Linked DNA regions of Homo sapiens: region 2 is linked to region 1. The links are chromatin loops, found by intact Hi-C in ENCODE. Cell type or tissue: PC-3. All regions are shown on one strand. Links, peaks and the distances in the headings refer to the core of each region. The heading gives the core; the rest is flanking DNA. Region 1 overlaps TRIM71 (tripartite motif containing 71). Region 2 has its middle 49 kb from the start of CCR4.

Region 1 (5,375 bases), core at 301-5,300:
TTGACCCAGTAACCTCATGAAAGATCCCAAGGCCCTTTGTTCTCTCACAGGGCATACTGTCATTAACAATACATACAACTGGCTTATAATATCATATGATCTCATTTACCTAGTGACCACTGAGTTAAAGAAAGGGTTTGTACCTGTGAGTAACCCCCAGAGTAACCCCCAAACTGAAGACTCCTTGCAAACCCGCTAGAGGGAAGGAGGGCTGCCAAGCCAGGTGGCAGCAAGACTGTTCATGGTGTGGTGGCAGGAGCTGCTCAGCCAGATGAGGGACAGTGGGGACTCCTGAATATACTAAACACCTTCTTCTCTTTCATCCTTTTTGCCCTGGCTCCTGGGGATTCCTACATCTTTGCAAGCTTTCTGTGGGTTTGAGCCATGTGTCTCCCACATTTTCACCCAATTAACCCTGGGAGTGAAATGGAAGCCCTGGCATGGTCTGGGAGACACAGCCACAAACATTTCAGCTCTGTCTGAAAATTACTGTACTCCCCTCCACAGCACAGCATTAGCTGTTTTTATACAATCCAGACAGGTACCTGGAAAGCCTCCAGGTGGCTCCTGTTCAGCTCCATTTAGAGAGAGATGCCAACTAGAGGTGAAACCAGAAGGGAAGACCTGGCAAGGCCCTCAGATGCACAGCCTCACCTAGTTCTAGCTGTCCTTGTTTGTGTTGAAGGCAGAGTCCCACATGAAACAACTTTGGGGAGTTTCGCTCAAATTCAGCCCAAAAACTCAGTCTTCATTACCTTGTCTTAATTTGAATTTCCATCCCAATGTCATTAAAATTGGGGAACTTTGGAAGTACGGAATGGCTTCTTAGAAATACAATGTCTCCACTGGCTATCTTTTCAAGGTGGCTCAGAGGAGGGGGATGGCTAAAGGTTGATTCAATATTCTAGGAATTGTTATGGCTTGAAGTTGGTTAACCGACTTCATCAGCTAAGTTAAAGCTTCATTATTATCACAGGCTGCTTAAACCCACCAGGGCATCTGATAATAATACAGGTCTACCAATTTACAACTCAGGAGATATCATTTAAAATGAAATAGAAAAGTTATGATTGGCCAGGCTCGGTGGGTCACTGGTGAGACGCTCTCTACAAAATTTTTTAAAGTTAGCTAGGCATGGTGGAGAGTGCCTGTACTCCTAGCTACGCCAGAGGCTGAGGCAGAAGGATTGCTTGAGTCTGGGAGGCCGAGGCTCCGGTGAGCTGTGATCACGCCACTGCACTCTAGCCTGAGTGACAGGCCGAGACCCAGTCTCAGGGAAAGGGAATAAAAGTGAAGTTATGACTGACAATTGGGTAAAATGCCAATTCACAAAACAAAACAGTGTGCTGAGAACTCTGTTGTGACCTAAAATCCCCTCTTCCTCCTAGGGCAACATTTAAATCTGTTTCTCAAAGGGGCCACCAGCATTAGAATCCCCAGAGGTACTTGTTAAAGATGCAAATTTGAGCCCCACCCCAGTTTTAGAGAATCAGAATCTCCATGGGGTAGGGAGCCCCAGGGCTAACCAACTCCCAGGTCATTGTTAACCAGGGAAGGGCTGATTTACACAACCACACAAAATAACGACGACGCGAGAAAGCATGGGTAAGCACATAGTGGGCAGTCACTACAGATAATTTCCCCGTAAAATACTTCGGCTCTCATAGTTTTTAGGACACTTATTTTCTCTATAGTTCACATTAAAACATCTTGAGACTCTAACCAGAAAAAAGTGCGTTTATCTGGAGTTATTTGCATAACATTAAATCCAGCAGGATTTATGGAGCTCCTCCACAAAGGCAGGGTGGGCGGGCAGGGCCCAGATTAACCCTTGCCCACACCCTGGTTTGCTTTCTGGGCCGGCTCTGCACCTTCCCAGAAAGCAGCACGACAGGAAAGGAGCTCAGGGAGGTTCCCTCAGCTAATGGCCCTTGGGCGAAGACTCCTCCAGAATGTTACTTGTCCTTGGCTGGGCTGGAACAGAAAACCCAGCGGGTAACGGGATAAGCACGCAGGCGGGCATTAAGCCTGCTTCCCGGGGAAGATTAAACACAGTTAATTAAAACCCTGCAGAATGGGAGGCACGGGGATTAGCTGGCAGGGAAAGGGAGGGGGACCTGCTAGCAGGAGAGGTGATGCCTGCCCAGATTTCCTTCCCAGAGCTCTTTTGCCACTAATAAAGATTAAATGTGCTAAGCACAACTGGGCCATCCACTCCATTTTCACAGATCCCAGTATCCCTTACTTCGAGGCCCCTGGGTAAGCCTGTCCCAAGAGCTGGGCAAACCAAGAAATAAGCTTACTGGGGAGTTACTGCTATGCCTTAGAACTCTGGTTGATGAGAAAAGGGATCCTGGTGAGTTGGGGGGAGTGTCCTGAGGTGCAAATCAAGATCAACCCTCAATTACCATTACCTTCACATTTCTCCCACCCCCTGCTACCATGCAGGCCAGATCTTGGGGGGTGAAAGTAGCAGGAAGCAGAGGGCTCCCTTGGAGGGTGAGGCCCTGCCCCTCTTGTATTTCTCAACAAAGGCATGACTTGACCAATTCAGTCAAACCTAGTCCCAGCACCCTGGAAGCCCTTGCCCAATCACAATGTTCCAGGCCTATACCCAGCTGGAGGGGCTGTGGCCAACACCCCGATAATCCTATAAATAGTCCCACCCCCGCCCTCCAATTACAGAAGACCAAGGGAATCACCATCAAAAAGCATTTATTAAGCACCTAAGACTCATAGGGGCTTGGCCCTGCCCTGAGAGAGGGTCATTTATGACCATTAAGGCCAGAGTAAGGCAGGCTCCCAGAGGCCCATAAAACTCCCAGGGAAGGAAGTGGGGATTAACCACTTCCTCTCACCTCTCAAGAAGGGGTTTCAAGATGTACCAAATTGCAGAACAGAGGGTTCTTGGGTGGGGGTGGGGAGATGGGGATCAGAAGAGCCTACACCTGGCTAAGGCCTGTCTGTATAAGGGGACATGAATAACCCTGGGGTTTCTCAAATCACTTTGATTTTTACAGAGGAGAGCTTTGTAGTCCTCACTGCCCCGACTTCTCTGTGAGGCACATGCTGGCAAGACTCTGCACCCGCCCCTTGGCACGGGTCTGGACTCTATCCAGGAAGGGACAGAGCATACATGGGGATTATATGCATATTTGACAAGTGCTATGCTGGTACAATGGCTTAATTCTTTTACCTAACTCAGCAGTCTGATTTCTTGGATCAAAACCTGTCTATCCTGGACAATTTACAACCCCATCATACTCAATTTTTACTGAAATTTTTTTCAGGAACTCTCACCCAAATCTAAGAAAAGCAGCTTACAAAGAAGACAAACACAGGCAAGCTTGAGTCATGAAAGGAGAGCAGCATGCGGGATGGGACTTCCTGGATTGAGACCATGGTTTGGCTCTGAGCTTCCTGGGAGTCAAAGCAAAATGACCAACAATAAATAATTATGCCATTATCAAACTAACAGTTTTCAAAACGGACAATGTTTTCCCAGCAGTAAATCTAGACAGTGATGGAATCTGCAAATTCCCCTCCTCAGCATATGAGGACCAGCACTGAGAGTTTCCTTTCTCTTCTCCCTTCTCTCCCTGCTGAGCTGTGGGGAAATCCCTGCTGAAATTACAGGGGCAATCTTTATGGTGCTAGAGCAAAGCAGGTAGAGACAGGTGCTCAGAAGCGAGTGGAGTTGTTCCTAGGTGTATGGCGTGAGTTCCAAGAACTGCACCCTGGCTGAGCACTGTGGCACATGCATTTTGGGAGGCCGGGGATCACTTGAGTACAGAAGTTTCAGACTAGCCTGGGCAACATGGCAAGACTCCTGTCACTACAGAAATTTTTAAAATAGAAGTAAATATTAAAATAAATTAAAAAGGAAGCTTCCTGGTAAGTCCTGGGGGTCCAAGTTAGGTGAAGTCCCACAAACCTCTTGAAAAAGGAAACAATAAACTTTAGAACGTTTCATCAGTAGAGAAGCCACCACGTTAAGCCAAAGAATGTACGGCACTAAACTTATTAACCAATCCCTGCCTCTGGGGCTTTTTCTTTTGGGGGGTGGGGGTTGGCGGTGGGCCTCACTCGTGGCCCACGCTGGAGTGCAGTGAAGTACAGTGGCGTAATCTTGCTTCACTGCACACGCCACCACGCCCAGCTAACTTTTGTATTTTTTTTGTAGAGACAGGGTTTTGCCGTGTTGCCCAGGCTGGTCTCCTGAGCTCAAGTGATCCAACCACCTTGGCCTCCCAAAGTGCTGGGATTAGAGGCGTGAGCCACCTCACTAGGTAAAGATACCTAGTATTCTTTACGCAGTTTCTCCTAATGGTAACATCTCCCAAAACAATAGTATAATATCACACTCAGGGTACTATCGATACAATCAGGGCACACATTTCCCCTGTGCCTGGCTCCTTGGGTTTGTTTTTTGTTTTGTTTTTTGAGACAGAGTCTCGCTCTGTCGCCCAGGCTGGAGTGCAGTGGCGCGATCTCAGCTCACTGCAAGCTCCGCCTCCCGGGTTTATGCCATTCTCCTGCCTCAGCTTCCCGAGTAGCTAGGACTACAGGCGACCGCCACCACGCCCGGCTAATTTTTTGTTTTTTAGTACAGATGGGGTTTCACCAGGTTAGCCAGGATGGTCTCGATCTCCTGACCTCATGGTCCACCCACCTCGGCCTCCCAAAGTGCTGGGATTACAGGCGTGAGCCACTGCGCCCAGCCAGGCTTTTTTAAATGAGGAAGGGATAGAATCTTTAGTTTGTGGATAAGATAAAAGCTGGCTCACTTAGACCAGCCCGGGGTGACTGAGAAGGGAGGCCACCACTCAGGGCCAGAAGCATGCCCCCTTGCACCCCCAGCTGAGCCCTGAAAGCTCCCCAGCAGCAGAGTCGCAAGGCTTCACCAGTGTTAGCCACTTGGGCCAAGGTGATCAACATTCCAGGAGGCAGCCATTCCTGCTGAACAAAGAGCCCAGGGAGGAATTCCTCCTGCCCCAAGCATGTGGGTTGGGGGTGGTATCCAAACAAAACTGGACAGAAGAAAGCAGCCCCAGCAAGGGGCCCTAAGGAAGCCTACCCCCACTGCATGCCCTGTCGGAGGAATGGAGAAAACTCAAGGGAAAGTCTCCAGCACAGATTACAATTGGACCTTATAAACACAGAAGGCAATTTCGGGGCTTTGTCTCTAAACATAATGGAGTAAAGTTCAGGAGAGAGCAATCTCTATAGGAAATAGGCCAAAACCTCTGAATTTAATCATTAACTTTATCTCGAGGGTCTTTGTATTCATGTTATGTACTGGCTTTTACTGTAACCAGTGCAAACATTTTACTGTCCTTCAAAGCACAGAATGCGGGGTTTGTTGGCCTATTTAA
Region 2 (5,375 bases), core at 318-5,317, 59 kb before region 1:
ATATATACTTTTTTTCTTAATCACTTGAGAGTAGGATGCATTCATCATGCTCTTTTAAATCTTCATAAAAAGATCTTACATAACCATTAAATACATCAAATTTAGGAAATTTAATATTGACACAACACATATCTAATCTACTGTTCATTTTCCAGTTGTAAATTTTTTTTTTTTTTTTGAGACACAGTCTTGCTTTGTCGCCCAGGCTCAATGGAGTGCAGTGGCACCATCTCAGCTGACTGCAAGCCTCGGCTGCCGGGTTCACGCCATTCTCCTGCCTCAGCCTCTCAAGCAGCTGGGACTACAGGCGCTCACCACGCCCGGCTAATTTTTTGTATTTTTAGTAGAGACGGGGTTTCACCGTGTTAATCAGAATGGTCTCAATCTCCTGACCTCGTGATCCACCCGCCTCGGCCTCCCAAAGTGCTGGGATTACAGGCATGAGCCTCCGCGCCTGGCCATAAATGGTTCTTTTAGCAAGATTATGTACAGTATTGCACTGGTTGCCATGTCCTTTTTGTCTTTTTTCTCTCTCTTTGGTCTTTTTAAATCTGGAACTTTGTTTTATTGACAATGATAGTTTAACAATAAAGACCAATCATTTTGTAAAAATGATAACATTCTTGTGTCCGGAATCGGCGGGTTCTTGGTCTCACTGACTTTAACAATGAAGCCGCAGACCCTCGCGGTGAGTGTTACAGCTCTTAAGATGGTGAGTCTGGAGTCTGTCCCTTCTGATATTTAGATGTGTTTGGAGTTTGTTCTTTCTGGTGGGTTTGTGGTCTCACTGGTTCAGGAGTGAAGCTGCAGACCTTTGCGGTGAGCGTTACAGCTCTTGAGGTACCGCGTCTGGACTTGTTCATTCCTCCTGGGGGGGCTCGTGGTCTTGCTGGGCTCAAGAGTGAAGTTGCAGATCTTCACAGTGAATGTTACAGCTCATAAAAGCAGCGTGGACCCAAAAAGCGAGCAGTAGCAATATTTATTGCAAAGAGCAAAAGAACAAACCTTCCACACTGTGGAAGGTGACCCAAGCAGCCTGCTTTTATTCTCTTATCTGGCCCCACCCACATCCTGCTGATTGGTAGAGCCGAGTGGCCTGTTTTGTCAGGGCACTGATTGGTGCGTTTACAATCCCTGAGCTAGATACAAAGGTTCTCCACATCCCCATCAGATTAGTTAGATACAGAGTTTCCACACACAGGTTCTCCAAGGCCCCACCAGAGCAGCTAGATACAGAGTGTCGATTGGTGCATTCACAAACCTTGAGCTAAACACAGGGTGCTGATTGGTGTGTTTACAAACCTTGAGCTAGATACAGAGTGCCAATTGGTGTATTTACAATCCCTGAGTTAGACATAAAGGTTCTCCAAGGCCCCACCAGAGCAGCTAGATACAGAGTGTCGATTGGTGCACTCACAGGGTGCTGATTGGTGTATTTACAATCCCTGAGCTAGACATAAATGTTCTCCAAGGCCCCACCAGAGCAGCTAGATACAGAGTGTCGATTGGTGCACTCACAAACCTTGAGCTAAACACAGGGTGCTGATTGGTGTATTTACAATCCCTGAGCTAGACATAAAGGTTCTCCACGTCCCCACCAGGGCAGCTAGATACAGAGTGCCGATTGGTGCATTCACAAACCTTGAGCTAAACACAGGGTGCTGATTGGTGTGTTTACAATCCCTGAGCTGGATATAAAGACTTTCCACGTCCCCACCAGACTCAGGAGCCCAGCTGGCTTCACCCAGTGGATCCCGCAGGGGGTTGCTGCAGGTGGAGCTGCCTGCAGGTGGAGCTGCCTGCCAGTCCCGCGCCATGCGCTCGCACTCCTCAGCTCTTGGGCGGTCGATGGGACTGGGCGCCGTGGAGCAGGGGGCGGCATTCGTCGGGGAAGCTCGGGCTGCACAGGAACCCATGGAGGCGGGGGAAGGCTCAGGCATGGCGGGCTGCAGTCCCGAGGCCTGCCCCGTGAGAAAGCAGCTAAGGCCCGGCGAGAAATTGAGCGCAGCGCCTGTGGGCCGGCACTGCTGGGGTACCCAGTACACCCTCCGCAGCCGCTGGCCCGGGTGCTAAGCCCCTCACTGCCCGGGGCGGGCAGGGCCGGCGGGCCGCTCCGAGTGCGGGGCCCGCCAAGCCCACGCCCACCCAGAACTCCAGCTGGCCCGCAAGCGCTGCTCGCAGCCCTGGTTCCTGCTCGCGCCTCTCCCTCCACACCTCCTTGCAAGCTGAGGGAGCCGGCTCTGGCCTTGGCCAGCCCAGAAAGGGGCTCCCACAGTGCAGCGGCGGGCCGAAGGGCTCCTCAAGTGCCGCCAAAGTGGGAACCCAGGCAGAGGAGGCGCCAAGAGCAAGCGAGGGCTCTGAGGACTGCCAGCACGCTGTCACCTCTCATTTTGACAGGTTAAGCATGTATTACAATCTCATGGATAATGACCATGAAACTAACGAGACATTCGTTTCTGTCTCCTTTAGGAAGCCAAGTTGGCTTTTCTGCCCTGATGGTGCTTGTTGTGTTGGTTATGTGATTGTGTTTTTGTCAAAATTCACAGAACCATGTTCTAAAATGTGTGAAATTTATTGTGTGTAAAGTATACCTAGACCAAAAAAATGCTAGTCTCTAAAAGTTGAATTGTCTGAATATTCCACCAGAGTATATGCTTCCAGTGTTTTATTCTAGTCCTCATTAATTAAATTTTAAAAATTTGGATTGTTGCTTGGGAGACATGAAAGTCTTTTTTTTTTTTTTTTTTTTTTTTTTTTTTCAGACGTTGTCTCACTGTCACCCAGGCTGGAGTCCAGTGGCGCCATCTAGGCTCACTGCAACCTCCGCCTTGCAGATTCAAGCAATTCTCCTGCCTCAGCCTCCTGAGTAGCTGGGATTACATGCATGTGCCAGCCACCACACCTAGGTAATTTTTTTGTATTTTTAGTAGAGACAGGGTTTCACCATGTTCGTCAAGCTGGTCTTGAACTCCTGACCTCAGGTGATCCACCCACCTGGGTCTCCCAAAGTGCTGGGATTACAGGTGTGAGCCACCACGCCGGGCCAGATTCCCGGCCTGAAATGCATTTTTAAAGTCTATTGCTATATACTTAGGGACAAAGATGGTTGTTAAAGGTAGAGAAAACAAAACATTCAACATGTCTTGAGGAAAAGGAAGTGTTGGTGGGGGTGAGGTGGGGGCAGTTGCTTGTCTGTCCTGGAAAGGCAATTTCTTACCGCTTCATACCCATTTTATACCCATTCCATTCTTTCTAGAAACACAGATTTCTGTCCTCATTGTTTTCATATTTGTCTCCTATTGTCATGTTTTATGAGCAAGTCATAAAGGGAGGAAGAGGGAAAACAAAGTTCTGAGGCTTTCTTAATCTACTTGCTCAACCTGCATTTTTAGTAACCATAAAGAAATTGGTTGGGCTCACTTTTACAGCTTCCTCTTCTAGCAAGAAGTCCCACCACATGCCATCCACCTAGCCACTTAATGCTCGTCGAACAAGTCAAATCTATAGCAAATATGTAGTCTTGTTTTGTACTTTTTTTCAAATGTTATGTAAAAGGTATACTGTAAAATCATACTAGAACTTCTTTCACCCAATGATTTTTAGATGTACCTACACACATGTAGCGTCCCCATTCACTTTAACTTGCACTGAATAAATATATCAAATGTACTCTTCTATCTCCCCACTGACAAGATACTTGGCATTACGTACTCCAGACAACCAGGCAGCGACTGTTTTAAGTCTTCTTATGCTGTTGTTTGTGCTAGAATTTCTCCACAGCATATTTTGGAGGTGAAATTACTGGATCCGTGTGTATGTGTACATCTTCACCTTTACTAGGTATTGACAAATTCCCCTGCAAACAGGTTGTACTCCTTTTCACTCCCACCAGCTGTGTAGGACAGTTCCCATTTCTCACCAACAGTTGCTATAATTAGACTTTCCTATTTCTATCCAAAGGATGAGTATAACATTGTATCTTATTGTTGCTTTGGTCTGTATTTCCCTGAGTTCTAGGGTAGTTGAGCTCGGTAAATAACTTAACCCCACCCTTTGCCTCGTTGTTTTTAATTGGGGTATGTTTTCCTTATTGTAGTTCTTTAAATATTCTGGATGGCAATCCTTTATTAGTTATACCTTTATATTCTCCCATTCTGAGGCTTATGCTTTCGCTTCTTTAATATTGTTGTTTTTCAAGTTTCAATTTTTGTAAGTTAAAAATTGATATATAGTAGTTGGACATATTTTGGGGGTCCATATGAGTTTTGAAACTTGTATAACATGTGATTATCAAATCAGTGTACTTCGGATATCCATCGCCTCAAATATTTATCTTTGTGCTAGGAACAATACAAATCTTTTATTTTGAAATTTACAATAAATTATTGACAATTTCCCTACTGTACTTCATTGAACTAATTTTTAAAACATAAAAAACACACAACAAGTGTATACATTTTTATCACATGTGCATTCCTGGTTGCCTGGCGTGCTGCTCTTGTGTCAGCCTCTCCCAGATCCAGGCTGATGACACTTCCTGCCATCAGGAATACTAGGATACTGCCTGTGGTCATGGGAGGTGAAGAGAGATCTAACAGTTCACTTAGATGCAGTGAAATACAGCCATCCCTCGGCACCACGGGAGATTGCTTTCAGGACCGCCCGCAGCTACCAGTGGAGCGCATGCTCCATTCGGCCGCTCCGTGGAACCCGCACATACTCCACGCAGCCACTCGTCTGTGGAACACAAGTATTCCATATGGTCTGTGGAACCCGTGGATACAAATTCAGCCCTCCACATAGGTCAGTTTCACATCCCACAAATGTTTTCCATCCCTATTTGTTTGCACATGCGGAACCCGTGTTTTTCAAGGTCATCTGCACTGCTGCTCACGCTAGTTGTATGGAGGTCAGAAAAGAAAATCAAACCTCTTCACTGAACGGAAATTTTTTGTTTTGTTTTTCCCTGAGACAGAGTCTTGCTCTGTTGCCCAGGTTGGGGTGCAGTGGCGTGATCCCAGCTCACTGCAACCTCTGCCTCTGGGTTGAAGCAATTCTCCTGCCTCAGCCTCCCAAGTTGCTGGGTTTACAGGTGCCCACCACCACGCCTGGCTCATTTTTGTATTTTTAGTAGAGACGGGGTTTCACCATGTTGGCCAGGCTAGTCTTGAACTCCTGATCTCGTGATCTGCCCGCCTTGGCCTCCCAAAGTGCTGGCGTTACAGGTGTGAGCCACCATACCCGGCCGAACGGAAGTTTTTAATGCAGTCAGATATAAATTTGATTTGTTGCTGTGCCTTCTCATAATCTATGCACTTTACATTTAATATGTAAAGTTCAGTGATCTCCAGTATTTTCACCAGTTGTGAAACGAC

The links. Peaks named below come from ENCODE experiments on the same cell type or tissue, not always from the same donor. Only the 100,000 strongest peaks of a DNase experiment are listed, where the experiment ranks them.
Region 2: it touches region 1 in a loop (7-fold over the local background); 2 of 110 quality-filtered maps call a loop at or near these places.

The regions. Positions count from the first base shown.
Region 1 is chr3:32,840,313-32,845,687 of GRCh38, reverse strand. The region is part of intron 1 of TRIM71 (tripartite motif containing 71); the gene reads right to left. Among named protein-coding and RNA genes, the nearest start is that of TRIM71, 25 kb to the right of the region's middle. RefSeq lists an enhancer at 1,427-2,022. In PC-3, for the core only: no CTCF peak of the experiment used is centred there; a DNase peak (open chromatin) is centred at 3,347; H3K27ac peaks cover 2,255 bases.
Region 2 is chr3:32,899,625-32,904,999 of GRCh38, reverse strand. No RefSeq gene overlaps it. Among named protein-coding and RNA genes, the nearest start is that of CCR4, 49 kb to the left of the region's middle. RefSeq lists silencers at 1,658-1,817, 1,841-1,996, 2,038-2,117. In PC-3, for the core only: CTCF peaks have their summits at 1,792 (motif pointing right) and 2,797; a DNase peak (open chromatin) is centred at 1,739; H3K4me3 peaks cover 962 bases.